Linked DNA regions of Homo sapiens: region 1 is linked to region 2. Evidence: chromatin loops called from intact Hi-C (ENCODE). Cell type or tissue: Calu3. All regions are shown on one strand. Each heading gives the region's core, and the rest is flanking DNA. Links, peaks and the distances in the headings are about the cores only.

Region 1 (8,352 bases), core at 259-8,258, 130 kb after region 2:
GGAGATATACCTAATGCTAAATGACGAGTTAATGGGTGCAGCACACCAACACGGCACATGTATACATATGTAACAAACCTGCACATTGTGCACACGCACCCCAAAACTTAAAGTACAATAATAATAAAATTTAAAAAAATTCTTATATATATTATATAAATTCTTATGTATAAAATAATGCATATTAACTTTAATTAAAATTATTTTATAATATTGACAATTATTTAAAATATATATCACCAATAAAATATATTGATTTTTAATTAAAAATAATTAAAATTTATATATAAATAAACAACACTTATTTTTAAACAAACAATAAGTATTATTACATAAAACTTAGACTATATTATTGTAAAAATAAGTTGTTTTTGTGAACATTTGCCTTAATTGTTTTTGGAGTACCATGCATCATTTTATGAAGGCATGTTTCTGAAACAACCAAAGTTGTTGGTTGATTTTTGCTTTAGGCAATAATGATCATCCAGAAAAAAAATTCTCTTTTTCTTGAATTTATAATTTATCTTTAATCCTGATCTGTGTTCCCACACATAAGCCTAAGAGAGTTCATATATAGAAGGAAGGGAGTTGGGAAAGGAAAGGAAGCATTTATTGGGCTCTTGTTTTGTGTCAGCTGTTTAGTAGGCATTGAACTAAATTTCATTTAATTATTCAAAGAATTCTTCTGATGTTATAGTGGTTTTGCAGATGATGAAAATGTGGATTGAAAGGTTTATAAGGTTAGCTTACTTAGTATGCAGCAGAGTTGCCATTTAAACTCAGGTCTGTCTGATTTCTCCTTTTCAAGTTAGGACTCAACTAAACGGGGACAACTAGTGAAAGTAAGGCATATTTCACCTTCCTATATGAATGTCTATGCAAAATACTTAATGTGCACACGTTACTTTTCTTTTCTACTTATCATCAATAAATATTAGATTGCATCATGCATATTTGTCCTTCAGATGCTAAAAATAAACCATGGTAGGAGAATTTAATTATTAAAGACAGCAATCTTTTGATAGGAAAAGTAGAACCCAAATCAAAATGGATTATAGCCATAAGTATAAACATTCACCTAAAGGAGAAAAACAATATTTATTTTGTTTGTAAATAACAATACAGTGGACATTCACCATATATACTTAGATTTTTATACATGCTACATTATCTGGACTTATTTTCTTTAAAAACTTTGGTACAACTTTGGAAATTCATTCCTTTATCCTTCATTCTTTATTCAACAGCTGCTATTGATTACCCACTGTATACATAGTTCCAGGTGTTTTAGATATAGGAATAAATAAAGTATAGTCTCTGTCATCAAGTAGTTTATATTTTTAGTAATTACAAATATAGAAAAGTTTGCTTCATAAGGAGAATAAAAGTTATATTGACTATAAGTCATAGATTTTCTTTTCAAGCTACTCGTCTGTTTAACCATGATCAGATTAAATTATGTTTTTATTTGTCAAATGATTCAGTGTTTTGTCACTTTCCCTGGAAATTGAGTAAAATGGGTTTCCCACAATCATTATTATTCATGATAAATCTAAACCATATTTCATGATTTACAGTATTTTTTGATACACTAACAAAGGAGTCTTTTATAATCTTATTATAGCATAGTACTGGCTTTGAAAATTCTCTATATTCAAATGCCAGCTCCACCACTTATTAACTATGGGATGTAGGACAATTTTTTAGACCTCTGTGAGTTTTGATTTCTCCATTGAGTAATTGTGATATTCAAATGAGTCAAATATAGGCAATGTCTTTGTTTATATAAGTGTCTTGTTGATTGTAGTTACTGTATTCAAGTTAGCTATTATAATTAGTTGATAGAATTCAGTTCATTGTTTCTAAAACTTCTTATTAATCTTTGATTTGTAAGCTCTCATTGATATTAGTCTTTATTTTATTCTGAAAAACATTATCTTTCATGACTCTGATATGTAAGTTGTCTAGTCAAAAGAGATAAAGTGGAAATTATTTAACCAGCATTTACAGTTTTAAAGAAATCATGTAAAGTCCAAAGTTAATAAGACTTTAAATCAAATGATTTAGCTATATGAATTATTAGTTTTGATCTGCTATAACATTATGATTTATTTACTTGGCTACACCAGGGTTTTGCCTTGGGTTGCATTATTCTCCTTTGTAATTAAGAATGTTTGCACTGGATAAAAAACTGTATTCAAGTGCTATTTCTGCCACTTACTACCTGTGTGTCAGCAGGAAAACAAAATAAGCTGCCTCAATGTCCTCTTCTATAAAAATGAAAATGAATCCTATTTTATACGTTTCATATGAGAATAATGACATGTTTATTAACTGCTTATTACAGAAATTAATATAGTAACATAAGTAAAAATTATTGTTGTTATATTTGTTATTTAAAACATCTTAGTAATATCAAAGGGGCATTCTTTTCTTTCAAATTTATTTATTTATTATAAATTGACATCTTTTAAATTATAAAACATAGTCATGTACCACCTAACAAATTTCAGTCAATGATGGACTGCATATATAGCAGTGACACCTTAAGATTATAATATCAGATTTTTACTGTACCTTTTCTGTTAAGATGCACAGATACTTACCAATGTGTTATAATTGCCTACAGTATTCAGTACAGTGACATGTACAGGTTTGTAGCCCAAGAACAAAAGGCTAAACCATACAGCCTAGGTGTGAGGTAGACTGTACCATCTAGGTTAGTATAAGTACATGCTATGCTGTTCAGCAACAACAAAATTGCCTAATGATGCATTTCTCAGGATGTACCCCTGTTGTTGAGTGATTCATAACTGTATATAGAAGTCTAGATGGAATAAAGAGGAAGGGAAAGTGTGAGGGAAGAAAGAAAAGGAGAAAAGTCTGGTTGGAAATCTTTAACACAAGATGAAATTTCGATTTGATAGAGTAGGATGCAGGCTTGCTTTGGGAGGAGTCCATCAGGAGCCCTCTCCTTGAAGGCCTCTTCCTTCTTAAAGCAAACACAGAAATTAGACAATCTCAATAGCATGACTCACTTCCAGAAAGGTGGAGAGTAAAGCTTGAGACATTTTGACAGTCTTCGTGGCCCTAGAAGTAGGCTGAATCAGTATGCATCACGATGTGAAGGGTAGCAAAAATGCTTTCTATCTTATCATGAAATTATTTTCTTTGTAATAACAAAGGGGACCACTTCCTCCAGAGAAAATAGACCTAACCAAACTCTAGACTGAACAGATGTCCAGAAATAAATTACATCCCACACATTGTTATTACATGCACCATTTTAAAGTTAAGGGCAGTATGATGCCATTACATGGCAACTCTCATTTTAAAAAATAATAAAATTTTGTATGTGATGTCTGAAATTGAAATCACAGCATTATTCTTTTACCAAAGAAATCTCAGTTGACAAAGTTGCTTATTTTGCTGCATTTTTCCCTCATGATACAGAATACTGTTTCTCCTCATTTTAAAACCTCAATTAATTATCTTCAAATGAAAATTTTCATATTCACCATTTTAAGTGGTTTTGTTGTTTGAGTCATTCTTTTGCAAACACCATAAAAATCCCTTTACAGTCTGACATGGGCTATCAATCCTAACACCACTTCTCCTTTCAATGTAAAATCTTGTTATGCCTCTAAAGATGAGTATATCCCAGTCTTAGTAATAACTATTCCTGTTTCAGCAGAAAGTAATTCATAATAAGTATCTTAGCATTTTCCTCCTTTCCTTGGAATTGAATCATTACAAATACTGACAATTTTATTTCTTTTCTATTCTGAAAGATGAAAAATCTGGTTCAGCATATGCTCCATTGTACATTTGAGCAATCTATATCCTCTGTTCTTATGGTTAATATGAATTGCTTAATCCTGTGATTGTTTTTGTTTTCCATTTTCAAAGGAATCCTGGCAAAGCCTATGTTCATGAATTTGTACAAAATGTTTCAGACTAAGGAAAATGTCTCTAAACAAAAGCTCAAAATACATTGGTTTCTAACTCATATGACCCCCCCCAAATGATATTATACAATTTTTCAATAGTCTGAAATATATTATAAGAAATAATTCTTAGCAGTAGTTTTGCAAGTTGCTCAGGATTTTTGCTTATCCATTTTATATTTGCATGTGGCATTGACACAATTTGCTATAACATCTCCTAGGAAGTAATATATTTTTTTTAGGCATTTACTATTTGAGCTGTGAAGGTTAGTCTTAGATGTTCTTTCTCTTTTGTACTTTAAAATTTTTTTTCTAATTTTGCACAAGGTAAAAATGTTTTTAATACCCTCTATGTCTTAGACTCACCATGCAGGGGTGTCCAAGGGAGAGAGTACAGTCATGGGTTCTTAGTTTCTGTTTCTGGTTGGGCCAGTAAAACCCCTTCCTCATCCCTCCTTCCTGCTTACAATTAGACACAGAAACCAAAAATTATGGCTTCAGGCTGCTAAAAGCCTGAAACAAAACAAAATAAAAACAACAACAACAAAATAAGGCAGGTTGGACAAGCTCATGAGCATTACATATGTCACAACCTTTATAATAAATACCATTTTATTACAGAATGCAACAAAATAATTATTTGAATTATGCCTAGTAACATAATTCCAGAAAGAAATGGGTTTGGACAATTGTATATTTATGGATATATCCATTGTTCCCATTTTAAGAAGTGAACAATTATTAGTGTGTTTTTTTGAAAGGCAAAGCCAGATTTGTCATTAAATGAGACAGCTAAAAGAATGGAAGCAATACAAGCAGTCCCCAACTTATGAATGAGTTATATAACAAAATTCCTTTTAAGATGTTTTCTTTCCATTTTATAAGATGGATATTTATCGACAGTGGCCACACAAAAAAACCTGTGAAAACCCACAGCTTATGCTAAATGACAATATTTTTAGCATTGGTTATGGTGACTGTGTGAGTGAGAGGGACACAAGGAAAAACATGTTTCTCCATTTTTCCTGATACTCAGTTGACCCTGCCCAATATGTGAAAAATAACTAAAGCCAGCTTTTCACACAGCCTTCTCTCTCTTTGTCACCTTTGTTTTCTTCCTGAGGTAATGCTGTTTCCCAACTGATATTCTCTAGCTGCCTTTTCTTTAAAGTGGTTTTGGTTTCCAATTTTCTAACCCAACTTATCTCTTGATCAAAATGACTCAGTACAGCTGGTATGGGGAAATGTCTAAGAAAAAATAATTGGGCCAAAGTGTCCACACCAGCCCTGCATCTTGCATCCCCTCTGCTTCTCACTTCCCGACCCCCACACCACAATTGTTAATTTAAATAAACAAATAACTTAAGGAATTTCTGGCAGTGTGGGGTCCTGGAGTGATACATGTATAGATAGTATGGGTGAAGATATTTGGAGACAGGAACTGGGATAGGTGGGAATTCAGCCTTAAATGCAGCATCCCCTGCACTGCTCTTGAAGTGATACATTTTCTTCAATACTATACTTAGGAGCCTATAGTTTCTTTATTTTAATACATACACATTTTCCCAGTGGGTCTTGCAAAGCTTGTGATAGAAGATTTGTTAATGAGGTATGTATTAGTCTGTTCTCACACTGCTAATAAAGACATACCCAAGACTGGGTAATTTATAAAGGAAAGAGGTTTAATTGACTCACAGTTCCACATAGCTGGGGAGGCCTCACAATCATGCCAGAAGGTGAATGGGGGTCAAAGGCACATCTTACATGGCAGCAGGCAAGGGAGCACGTGCAGAGGAACTCCTTTTTATAAAACCATCAGATCTCATGAGACTTATTCACTGTCACGAGAACAGCATGGGAAAGACGCCCCCATAATTCAATGACCTCCCATTGGGTCTCTCCCACAACAGGTGGGAATTATGGGAGCTACAATTCAAGATGAAATTTGGGTGGGGACACAACCAAACCATATCAAGATGTAATAAGCTAGAGATAACTGCTTCATTTTTTCTAAAATGTAAAAGTAAATGTAAAATACATGATTATATAATATTGTTTACCTATATTTTAATTTTAATTCTTTTCAATACCTCAAATGTAAAACCATCCACTCATAAAGTAAATTTTAAGAGTTACCTCTATATGAAAGAAATCGTTATTTGTGTTAGTTATAACATTCCTTATACCTGGCCACCCAAAACAAGAAAATAATCAAGTTTTCAATTTTCAATTTTTTTATCATAACTCTGGATATAAATATAACTAAAATGTTTTCAGTAATAACTCCATGCACAATGATCAAACAAATGCTGTACTTGTTGTGGGCTGGCATCAACAATTATGAAAGTGGCTTGGTAAGGCCAGGCCAGACCTTTGTAACCAGTTATACCAGGCTACTGTTAGACAGCCCCAGATAGCCCATCCCTCTGCCTCAGGGCTTATGGAAACAGTGGATGTTGGTAACTGAACACTTACTCCCTGCTGCATGCTTCCCATGTCATTTCATTCCTGTGAAGTGCATTTTCATATCTATATTTCATAAATGAGGAGACAGATTCTGAAAGGCAAACCAACTTGCTCAAAATAACTAGCTTATATATTTTGAGCCAGATGCAGACTAAAGTCTGTGTAATGCTAAAACCTGTGCTCCTAGACATTATGCAAACTGTTTCATGGGCTTACACTGAAATAATATCTGATGAATTTCTCTTTGCATAAGAGAGTGAGCTCCACAAGTGTGGTAGGCAGAGCATCCTCCTATCTCAGAACCTGACACAGCGAAGGTGCTCAATGCTGGTTGAACCAAAGTGACAACTTGTTTATCCAGCTCTATCATAGCAGTAACTTTACTAAAAGTTCTCTGTTCCCTTACTTTTTTTCAGAAAAGTTATCCACGTCCCCAAACAAAACCTACGTCCCTGTAACAAAAAGCTTTTATTTTCAAGAGCTGTATCTTTAGCCATTTTTTTAATTGTGGTAAAATATATATAACATCAAATTTACCATTTTAACCATTTGAAAGTATACAGCTCAGTGGTATTAAGTACATTCACACTGTTGTTTGATCATCAGCATCAGCCACCCTCAGAATTTTTTCATCTTCCCAAAGTGAAACTCCGTACATATTAAACAGCAACTCCCCATTCCCCCTCCCTGCAGCCCCTGGCCATCACTATTTTACCTTCAGTCTTGATGAAACTGACTATTCTAACTACGTCATATAAGTGGAATTAAACAGTATTTTTCCTTTTGTAACTAGGTTATTTTGTATATTGTCAAGGTTTATCCTTATTGTAGCATGTGTCAAAATTTTCTTCCTAAGGCTGAATAATATTCCATTGTATGTATATATCACATTTTGTTTATCCATTTATCTGATGATTTATTGAGTAATGGAGTTGTCCAAAATGAAATCTTTTTGCCAATTCTTTGATGGAAAGATAAGATGCAAATATAGAAATGCAATGAGTTCATGATTTTTAGAACATCTCTCTTTTTATATCATAAGCCCTAAAATTAATCATGGAAAACTAGTTCAGTTTAGGCAATCAGCAAAAAAAAATAGATGGGCTTAAGATAATTTAGGATTTATGAGTTATAAATATGCCACATTTTAACTACTCAGGCTGGAATTAGCCTGTCTTCATTTGATTATCTGTTTTGATACATTGACTGTTCTTCAGAAGATTCGTGAAGTTAGGGTATTTAAAAATTGCCATTTCTCTAAAATTAAATAGAATAATAGGGAAGGGAGCATTGATTCTAAATAAGAATGCAAATTTATAGCCATCAAGTTTTCTACTACTACCATTTAACTTCTAATCAGCGTATTATGGAATATTCTTGTTCAAGAATTGGTGTCTGAACCTTAAGTCAATAAGAAGGAAATAATCTATACAGTTTTTAGTATTTTCAGCAGTTTTCCTTATGTGCTAACCAATAATTTTTTAGCTGGCATTTATCAATGCCAGAGACACGCTCATATACACATATTATATATCCTATAATACACAGCATTATCCTCTAATCCTCACACTGAAAAGTAGACATCATCACCATTTTACAAATGAGGAAGGAGAGGATCAGAAAGGTTAAGTGACTTTCTCAGTTAATAACTGGCAGAGTTGGCATTTGAGAACAGGACTTCTAGATACAAGGCTGCTGCTCTGTCACCTCACACTTCCCCTACATGTTGTGAATGGTGCTGGGCCACAAAAATGAATGGGACAGTCTCCACCCTGGAAAAATTTATATTATACTGGAATGGATGGGCATTTTTAACTAATTAAAATATAATAGTATGAAGATTAGAAGTTCTTTGGATGCCAGCAGGTAGACATAGCTTAACAGTGCCTGAAAAGCTTTGCAAAGGAAAGGGCATTCCATCTTGGCCTTACATGACTTC
Region 2 (8,352 bases), core at 247-8,246:
AAGCCAGTTATTTTGTAAATAGTCTCTCAATTTAAGTTTGTCAAATGTTTCCTCATGATGAAATTTATTCTATGCACTTTTGGTGGCAATACCACAGAAGTGATGATGTGTCTTTTGCAATGCATCATATCAGAAGGCCCATGGTATTCACTGCCCCATTATGGTGATGTTAACTTCAATCACTTTATTATCGGGTTAAGGTGCTGTCTATCAGAATGGTGTTTGCTAGTATAGGCAATGTCTGCCAATAATTTCAATGTAGTTATTACTTTTTCCCTCTGTAATGAAAAATATATTGGGGAAAGTTACATTGAGAATAACTAAATATCCTGTTGCTGCCTCGAATTTTTACACACTTCTTTTTGCACTTATTCATGATTCTTATGTGAATTCTTATGATGATTGCTAAATAGAGATTTTCTAGTTCCATATTTTCTTTACATTTATTAGTCGAGTTTCCACCTGAAAAACAGCTTTTTTCCACCTAATTATTTATTTATATCCTGGTAGACATATATTATTCAATGGGTTGTCATCCTTTATGTCATTACATATAATACATGTGAATATACATATATATGTATATATATTCTTTATATATATAAATATATATATTTGTATATATTTCTTTATATCTTTGATGCTCAAATTGTCCTGGATTTGAGTTAAGGGAGCTCCTTCAAGCTAGCTTCTACGTCCTTTTGATGTGTCTCCATAATTCTTTGAATACATCCCTAATTTCTGGCACAAGATGAGGTTTCATAATGATTTTCTACTTTCCCTCACTAGCCCTGGAATCAGTAATTTTCCTAAAATTCCTTTATTCCTTTGAGTGAAAAGTATTTAGAAGCCTAGATCATGGGCTAGGTCTTCTTCTTGTTGCTACTGGGTGTCATTGCTTCTAGGCCTTCTCAGCAGATAGCCTGGAAGTAGGACTTGAAATATTCATGAATGTATAATTATCTATATGAATAAATACATATAAAGGCATATATATTTATACATGTTTATGAGTATATGTGTCACTACATATCTATTTCTATTTTTATGCCTATCTATGTATCTAGCTATCCATCTTAAAACTCTTAAATTCAAACTGACGCCTCCAAAATCAACACCTTGGAGTTCATTCTATCTTCTCCCTTTTCCATATTTGTAATTCCCTTCTCTAATTTAGCAAAACTTAGTTACCATTGGCCACAATTTATTTTATTTCTTTGCTCACCTTAGAATATATAGAAACTAGTTTCCAAACTGTTAATCTAGGAATCTGAGCAAAAGCTACTCACTAGAATTGAATATTTGTTCAGAGTTGTCTTCAGACTCAGAGTACATAGTTCTAATAGTCAAGGTTCATATAGTTCAAAAGTTAACTGAGGTTCCCCCTAAGCTGTGTGGCCATGTTATTCATTTGAAATATGACTCTGTTCATGTTTTTGTTTTAGGTTTTTAGTTCTAGGAGTTTTTTCCTCCCATGCTTGTTAGTTTTCTATTCTTTTTAAAGTATGTATGTGAAACATTAAAAATTCCCAAAAGTCAGAACCATAAAATATTATACTCAAGAAGGTGTAAGTCCATCCTCCCTTTCTTCATAGAGCAGTTTTGAAGAGTAAATAATATTATAAATGTTTAGATTTTGCATTACCTGGCACATATTTAGGTCTCAAAAAATCTAATATAGCTATTCATCTAATAATCGCGCTTTTTCTATGTTCAATTACACACTCACTAAGTACTTCATACCTTTTTCTCAATGTATGAAACCAAATAAGAATGCACATATGTGAACAAAACTCTTCTAAAATTTTGGTATTTTAACTCTTACTAGCAAAATATTATTTGCAATCTTTCTCACAATTAATCACGAAACAAACTATTGTGTTTGATTTCCTAGCTAAGAAATAATGGCTTATTTCATTCCTTAAAAAGTAGAACATGAATGCTGCATGTGGCATAAGCACAGTGTTATTGCAGGAGTAATATAGAAAACATATCAGGGTCAGAACTCATTTAGTGGTGCCTTAAATGTGAAGAAAATAGCTGTAATTCTGCATAAATGTTATAATTGTTAGATTGCAGAGAAACAAAGAGTCCTGAGGCATGTCTGAAGAAATGAGCAGATTACATGCTTAACTAATTCTGGAAGATAAGGTTTCTAGATTAAGTCATGCTCTGCAAGGGAAACAAATAAAGCAAGCACTACATCATTAGAATCTATTTTATTTTAATGTATTTCTTTAAAGAGAAAGCTTTGATTCTGGAAATGTCTGACATTGCTGCATTTTTCTCATGAAGTCTTCTGTGCATACTTAACTAGTGATTCTAATACGTATATTTTACTAGTGATATTCAGTAAATATGTCAGAGAACAGATTTCTTCTCTTGGCTAAATGTTTGCAATAAAATTTCTGGATAAAATTTGAATTATTTTCCTATTTTGTGAATCATATATCCTTACTAAAGCATCTTTTTACTTCTTTTTTGATCATGTATAAAAGTTATTGAGTATCATAAGAAATTTTAAAACATTTTATTTTTATCACATAACAGGAATGGAATAAACCAAAAAAAAAGTATACTTAGAAAACTCTTAAATGACAATACAACTATGAATCTTAAACATTTTTGGGAAGCAAATAGAGATGACATATCAAGATCAAATTGTAAAATCCATGTAAGTATCACCAGCATGACAATCTTTCTAAGAGATGTTTACTTTTAGATATACTCCCTATATTCTTTATAGTATATAGAAACTTTCTTTGTCCATATCTTAATAGCAGGGTGAACTTAGAGGTAAGTTACAAGTTGCATACATTTAAATGTTAATTTTAATGCACCTTTGGTACACTTTATATTTTGAATTGAAGGGAAATTTTAATTCTGTAACATAAGTATCTTAATAGATACTTAATCATATATCCAGAGATATTAATAGATATCCAGTTTTACCCAGAATTTTCTTAAAGTAATACACAGATGCTTACTGATTGGTTAGTACCCTTCTTTCACATTTCTGAGGTCTCATCTTCCAAATGAGGTAGATTCAACAACGTTTCCAAGTTGTAGCTCCTCAGGACCCAAGTCCTCTCCATGCTGTGGCTAGGGCTTCCAAAGTCCCTCATTTCCCCACATCACCACTCCTCTTTAAGATCTCCTTCTTTCCTGATTTCTCATACAACTTTTTTATGCCCATCTCTGTCCTTGATGCTGGAGGGGGAAGTGAAACTGCCAAACATCATCACCAGGATGTGCATGAAATCCAACCACACATTGAACCCCAGATTTCCTTGGGCTCTTTTGAACACCCAATCTTTGGGTAAGATTATTTCTATGAAAATTTTGTTTCAACTTTCTAAACAATTGAACTGTAAATTTTACTGTAAGATTAGTGTGCGTCATTTAAAAAATTTTGTGTCTTCCGTGCGTTATGAGATATGTCCCATTCTGTAATCTCTGACCATGGAATCAAGCTTAAATTTCATGACCCTTTCTGAAATTACATAAGTGTCTTGAGTTTGTTTTTAACTGATATTCACCCGCCCCGCTTGTTGGTCTAAATGAAGAGGAAATTATCCTAATGACTTTATTTTCCTTCTTTAGATGAAATTGTTAGCATGGCAAGGAAAAAATATATTAGCTTTTCCATGTTTATTGCAATAAGATTTCCAGTAGATATCAGGATAATTTAAGGCTTCCGTTGCTACAGTTGCTTGCCTTTCTCTCTTCTGGTTTTGAAATTATCATTAGGAATAAAGAACTCATTGCTTTCTCCTAGCTAACCGTCTATAGCATAATACTAAATACCCTTTCAAAATGATGCTTCTATTTGCATTTATGTTACTTCATTCTACTAATTTTCCCTATGCTTTCACTCAAAAAGCTATGGATACCTCCACACTGTGTTTTTCGGTATTTCTCCCCGTGTTCTTCTGCTGGGATTTGAAAGTATACACTTGAACTTGAAATAAATAATAGTAATTCATGCAATGTAAGAAATATGCTGCTATTATAGGATAGGGAGAGAGATAACTTAGAAAGACATAATTTGTAACAATAAAAGTTTTGAGTATTTTTCCTTCTTGGCTGACTTCGTTAGTAACTATCATAGAAGCATTTGACACTTCATTTTAAAGTACAGTAGTCCCCCATTATTCTCCAGGGATATATTAGAAGACCCCCTAGTGATGCCTGGAACTGCAGATAGTACTGAACCCAATTGCTGTCAATCTTCCTGTTCATCTTCCACCTACAAATTTAATACTTATTCCACCTTAACTAAGCCCTTATCATACACTCTAGCCATAACTTTTATAGTGAAGTATGACAGCAAAGCTTGCATAATTTGTTTTCCTTCTTCCCGATTTCATGAATAGAAGACTCATTCTTACCATAGACATTAGCAACCTCAACCTCAGCATACTTTTTTTTTCTTTCCTTAAGTGGAGAACTTTCACTTTTTCCCTTAAAGGAAGCACTTCCCAGCTTCTGTTTGGCATATCCAAATTCTCACCAACATTACTATTGTGCTTTGGGGTTATTCTGAAGTCAATTAAGGGTTCCTTGAACACATGCACTGTGATATCACAGACAGTCAATCCATCACAGAGACGGATACTAAGTGACTCATGAGCAAATAGCGTGGACAGCTTGGATACACTGGACAAAGAAATAATTCACATCCTGGGCCTGTAGGAGCAGGATGGCATGAGATTTCATCAGCTACTCAGAATGATGTGCAACTGAAAACTTATGAGCTGTTTATTTCCAAAATTTTTTATTTAATATTTTCAAACTGCACGGTAACTAAAGCCATGAAAACCAAACCTTGAACAAGAGGGGAATGCTGTATATATGTCTGAATCATATTCCATTGGGAATAATTTACATAAGATATACAGCATAGCTATATCTGTATAAACAACACAGGTTTGAACTGTGCGAATCTTCTTACAGATGAAACTTAAGATTGTTAACTAAAAAAAAGATGGTAGAAAATTACATATAGTTTTATTTTATGTCTTAAATAATAATAATCAGGAAATTTGGATAAATATATAAAAAGTTATTAGCAGCCAGGCATGGTGACTCACTCCTGTAATCTCAACACTTTGGGAGGCTGAGACGGGCAGATCACCTGAGGGCAGGAGTTCAAGACCAGTCTAGCCAACGTGGTGAAACTCCGCCTCTACTAGAAATACAAAAATTAGCTGGACGTGGCAGCACATGCCTGTAGTCCCAGCTACTCATGAGGCTGAGGCAGGAGAATTGCTTGAACCCGGGAGGCAGAGGTTTCAATGAGTGGAGATTGCGCCAGTGTACTCCAGCTCATCAGCCTGGGTGACAGAGAGAGACTCCGTCCCAAAAAAAAAAAAAAAAAAAAAAAAAAAAAAAAAAAAAGGTTATTAGCAGCAATTAGTTTTATAAAGGTAGGAAGAATCTTTACTCAATAATTTTACTTTCTAACTTCACAATTTATGTAGTGTTTGAATGATTTACAGTTAGCAGTTATTACCTGTCTGAGTAGGAAAAGATAGAGATTTTCAAAAGACAAATTTTATTTTAAAAAGCCAAATGATGTAATGGAAAGTTGTGGAGTTTACAGTCAGAAAATGTAGCAGCCATCTAATCATATGACTTACTAGACTTAATTTATTCCTTCTGAGCCTCAGTATTCTTACCTGTAAAATATGATAATAATTACCAACCTAAAAGATTGTTCTGCAAGCAACATGTGAGAAATGTAAGCTGCAAATAGCAAGATACGTCTTCTGGTTTTGTATGTATGATTTTATACTGACTTACAGATACTTATAATTGAGAAAGAATGTGGTGGGGGGAAGGGTGGTAGTGAGTAGGACCATTTGTAAAATGATGAGAACAAAATTCAATAAAGAAAGCTCATGTTTCTGTGAAGTGGGCTTTTTTAGATTACACTAATAAGTGAGATCTAAGAGGACAGAGGGGAGGAAGAGTTATGGAGAAAGAGGAGCTGTTGATCCAGGGATAAAATTTCAGTTAAACTGGAGGAATAAGTTTTAGTAATCTATTGCACTGCATAGTGACTACAGATAATAATAATGTACTATATATTTCAAAATTGCTTATAATAGATTTTAATGTCTTCACCACAAAAAATCAGTTGCTGAGGTGATGAATACATTAATTAGACTGGTTAAAACTTTCTGCAATGTATAGATGGATGAAAACATCACATTGTACCCTATAAATACACACAATTATTAATTGTCATTTAAAAATAAACCAATAGAAAAAGAAAGCTCATGTTGAAAATTGAAGGCAGAAAGGGAAGGAAAATACAATGCAAATATACTGTAATACATTTTCAATCAAAGTAAAATAGCTATTCAGTGCTGAAAGTAAGGAGAAAGGGAATTGAAGAAAAAGTAACAAAGAAAACAAAAAGTCAAAAGTTGGGAAAAAAAAATAGATGGAGTTAATGACTCAGAGATTTTTAGAAATAGCACCAAGCTGTGAAGCCCAAGAATGGTCATTCAATTTGGAAAGGATGATCGAAGCCTCAATCACTTTTGTAGATTGATAATGACAGGATTAAAATATTTTTAAAGATTTTCACCACTTCCCAACCTCCTCCATTGGGAGGTTGGGAAGTGGTGAAAACTTAAACATAACCAAGTGTTGCAAGCAAAATTTGATCTACTGAATGTAATGCAGCTCTTCATGGCTTCAGGTTACGTGAGCAACAGGTATAAGCTAAGCTTTAGAGTAATATACAGATTTGTAATCTTGTGCCAATTGCTTTTCTTCCTTAAGTCTCATTTTCCTCATCTGTTAAATGAGGTTAAAAATAATAGCTATTCCATAAGGCTGTCAGGAGGAAATAATGTGTTGCTATACCTAAGACTGAATAAATGGTAAATATTGTTGTAGTTGTTGGAAAATTCTCCAGGCATTGTGCATCGATGATTTAAGAAGTTAGATATTCAAGTCAGGCGCTGTGGCTCACGCGTGAAATCCCAGCTACTTGGGAGGCTGAGGCAGGAGAATCACTTGAACCCAGGAGGCGGAGGATGCAGTGAGCTGAGATCGCACCACTGCACTCCAGTCTGGGCAGCAAGAGTGAAAGTCTGTGGAAAGAAAGAAAGAAAGAAAAAGAAAGAAAGAAAGAAAGAAAGAAAGAAAGAAAGAAAGAAAGAAAGAAAGAAAGAAAGAAGGAAGGAAGGAAGGAAGGAAGGAAGGAAGGAAGGAAGGAAGGAAGGAAGGAAGGAAGGAAGGAAGGAGAGGGAGGGAGGGAGGGAGGGAGGGAGGGAAGGAAGGAAGGAAGGAAGGAAGGAAGGAAGGAAGGAAGGAAGGAAGGAAGGAAGGAAGGGAGGAGAGAGGAAGGAAGGAAGGAAGGAAGGAAGGAAAAGAAAGAAATAGAGAGAGAGAAAGAAAGAAAAAGAAAGAAAGAAAGAAAGAGAAAGAGTTAGGTAAATATTCAGAGAGCTTCCATCTGCCCATAGAATGCAGGACTTCAATTCGCATCTTGAGAACTGAAATTGGTTACTTAGAACTGAGTGAACAAGTGTGTAGGCATGATGTAGATTTATTTATTTTTCTCTCAGGAGTTATTTTAACAATTTTGTTTTGAGACTTCTAACAGACTTTCTGGAGCTCTCCTACCAGCTGCTATTGTTCTGTGTCCCTTGCTGGCAAGTACTGTCTTTCAATAGAGATGAGCCAATTTATTTGATGCTGCCTCTGGAGAAGAGAGAAGCCCTTTGGGTACAAAGTGTGCCTGTCATGCAGATGGCTTCTCTAATCTAATGAGGTAGAGAGCTGAGCAGTCAGGAGAGGAAGGAGTGTTGGTAAAAGCAGAGTCTGTTCTCTGCACCCACTTCTCCCATCTATATATGAATAGTTAGTACAAGAGCCACTTTCTACAAGAATCTTTAAACTTTGACATGACTATCCTAAAGATGAGCACATCTGAGTCTGTGCATGGCTGGTGTATCAGTGCAGTCTGTTTGGACAGCCACTTTCCTCTGCCACAAGGTGTGTTTCCTTTTTATTCTTCGTGACAGTTTGGCTTATAAAGTCTTCCCTTATTGATGCAATTGTGAGAGAATAAATTTCATTCTTCCCCTGAATCTGTAACATCTTTAGAATATAATCTGAATATCAAAATTTAGGTTTTTGGTTTGGTTTTGTTTAATTAATTCATTTAACCATAAATACTTCTGTAATGAGAAACCAATTGTAGCTTATAGAATAACCTGATAGTGGTGATGAGGGAGACATAAGCCTGCTGCCTTAATGCTTTCTGTGCCTCAGTTTCCTCATGCATATAAGTGGGAAATATGTCACTATCTTTTACTGGTTTCATAGGAT

What was found. Hi-C counts contacts between places; a loop is a spot of excess contacts. Peaks named below come from ENCODE experiments on the same cell type or tissue, not always from the same donor. Only the 100,000 strongest peaks of a DNase experiment are listed, where the experiment ranks them.
Region 1: it touches region 2 in a loop (2.8-fold over the local background); 2 of 110 quality-filtered maps call a loop at or near these places.

The regions. Positions count from the first base shown.
Region 1 is chr12:79,053,389-79,061,740 of GRCh38, forward strand. All of the region lies in intron 3 of SYT1 (synaptotagmin 1), which reads left to right. The region is part of intron 3 of LOC105369863 (a long non-coding RNA gene); the gene reads right to left. Among named protein-coding and RNA genes, the nearest start is that of SYT1, 190 kb to the left of the region's middle. In Calu3, for the core only: no CTCF peak of the experiment used is centred there; a DNase peak (open chromatin) is centred at 5,153.
Region 2 is chr12:78,924,047-78,932,398 of GRCh38, forward strand. All of the region lies in intron 1 of SYT1 (synaptotagmin 1), which reads left to right. The region is part of intron 6 of LOC105369863 (a long non-coding RNA gene); the gene reads right to left. Among named protein-coding and RNA genes, the nearest start is that of SYT1, 63 kb to the left of the region's middle. In Calu3, for the core only: no CTCF peak of the experiment used is centred there; DNase peaks (open chromatin) are centred at 4,635 and 5,145.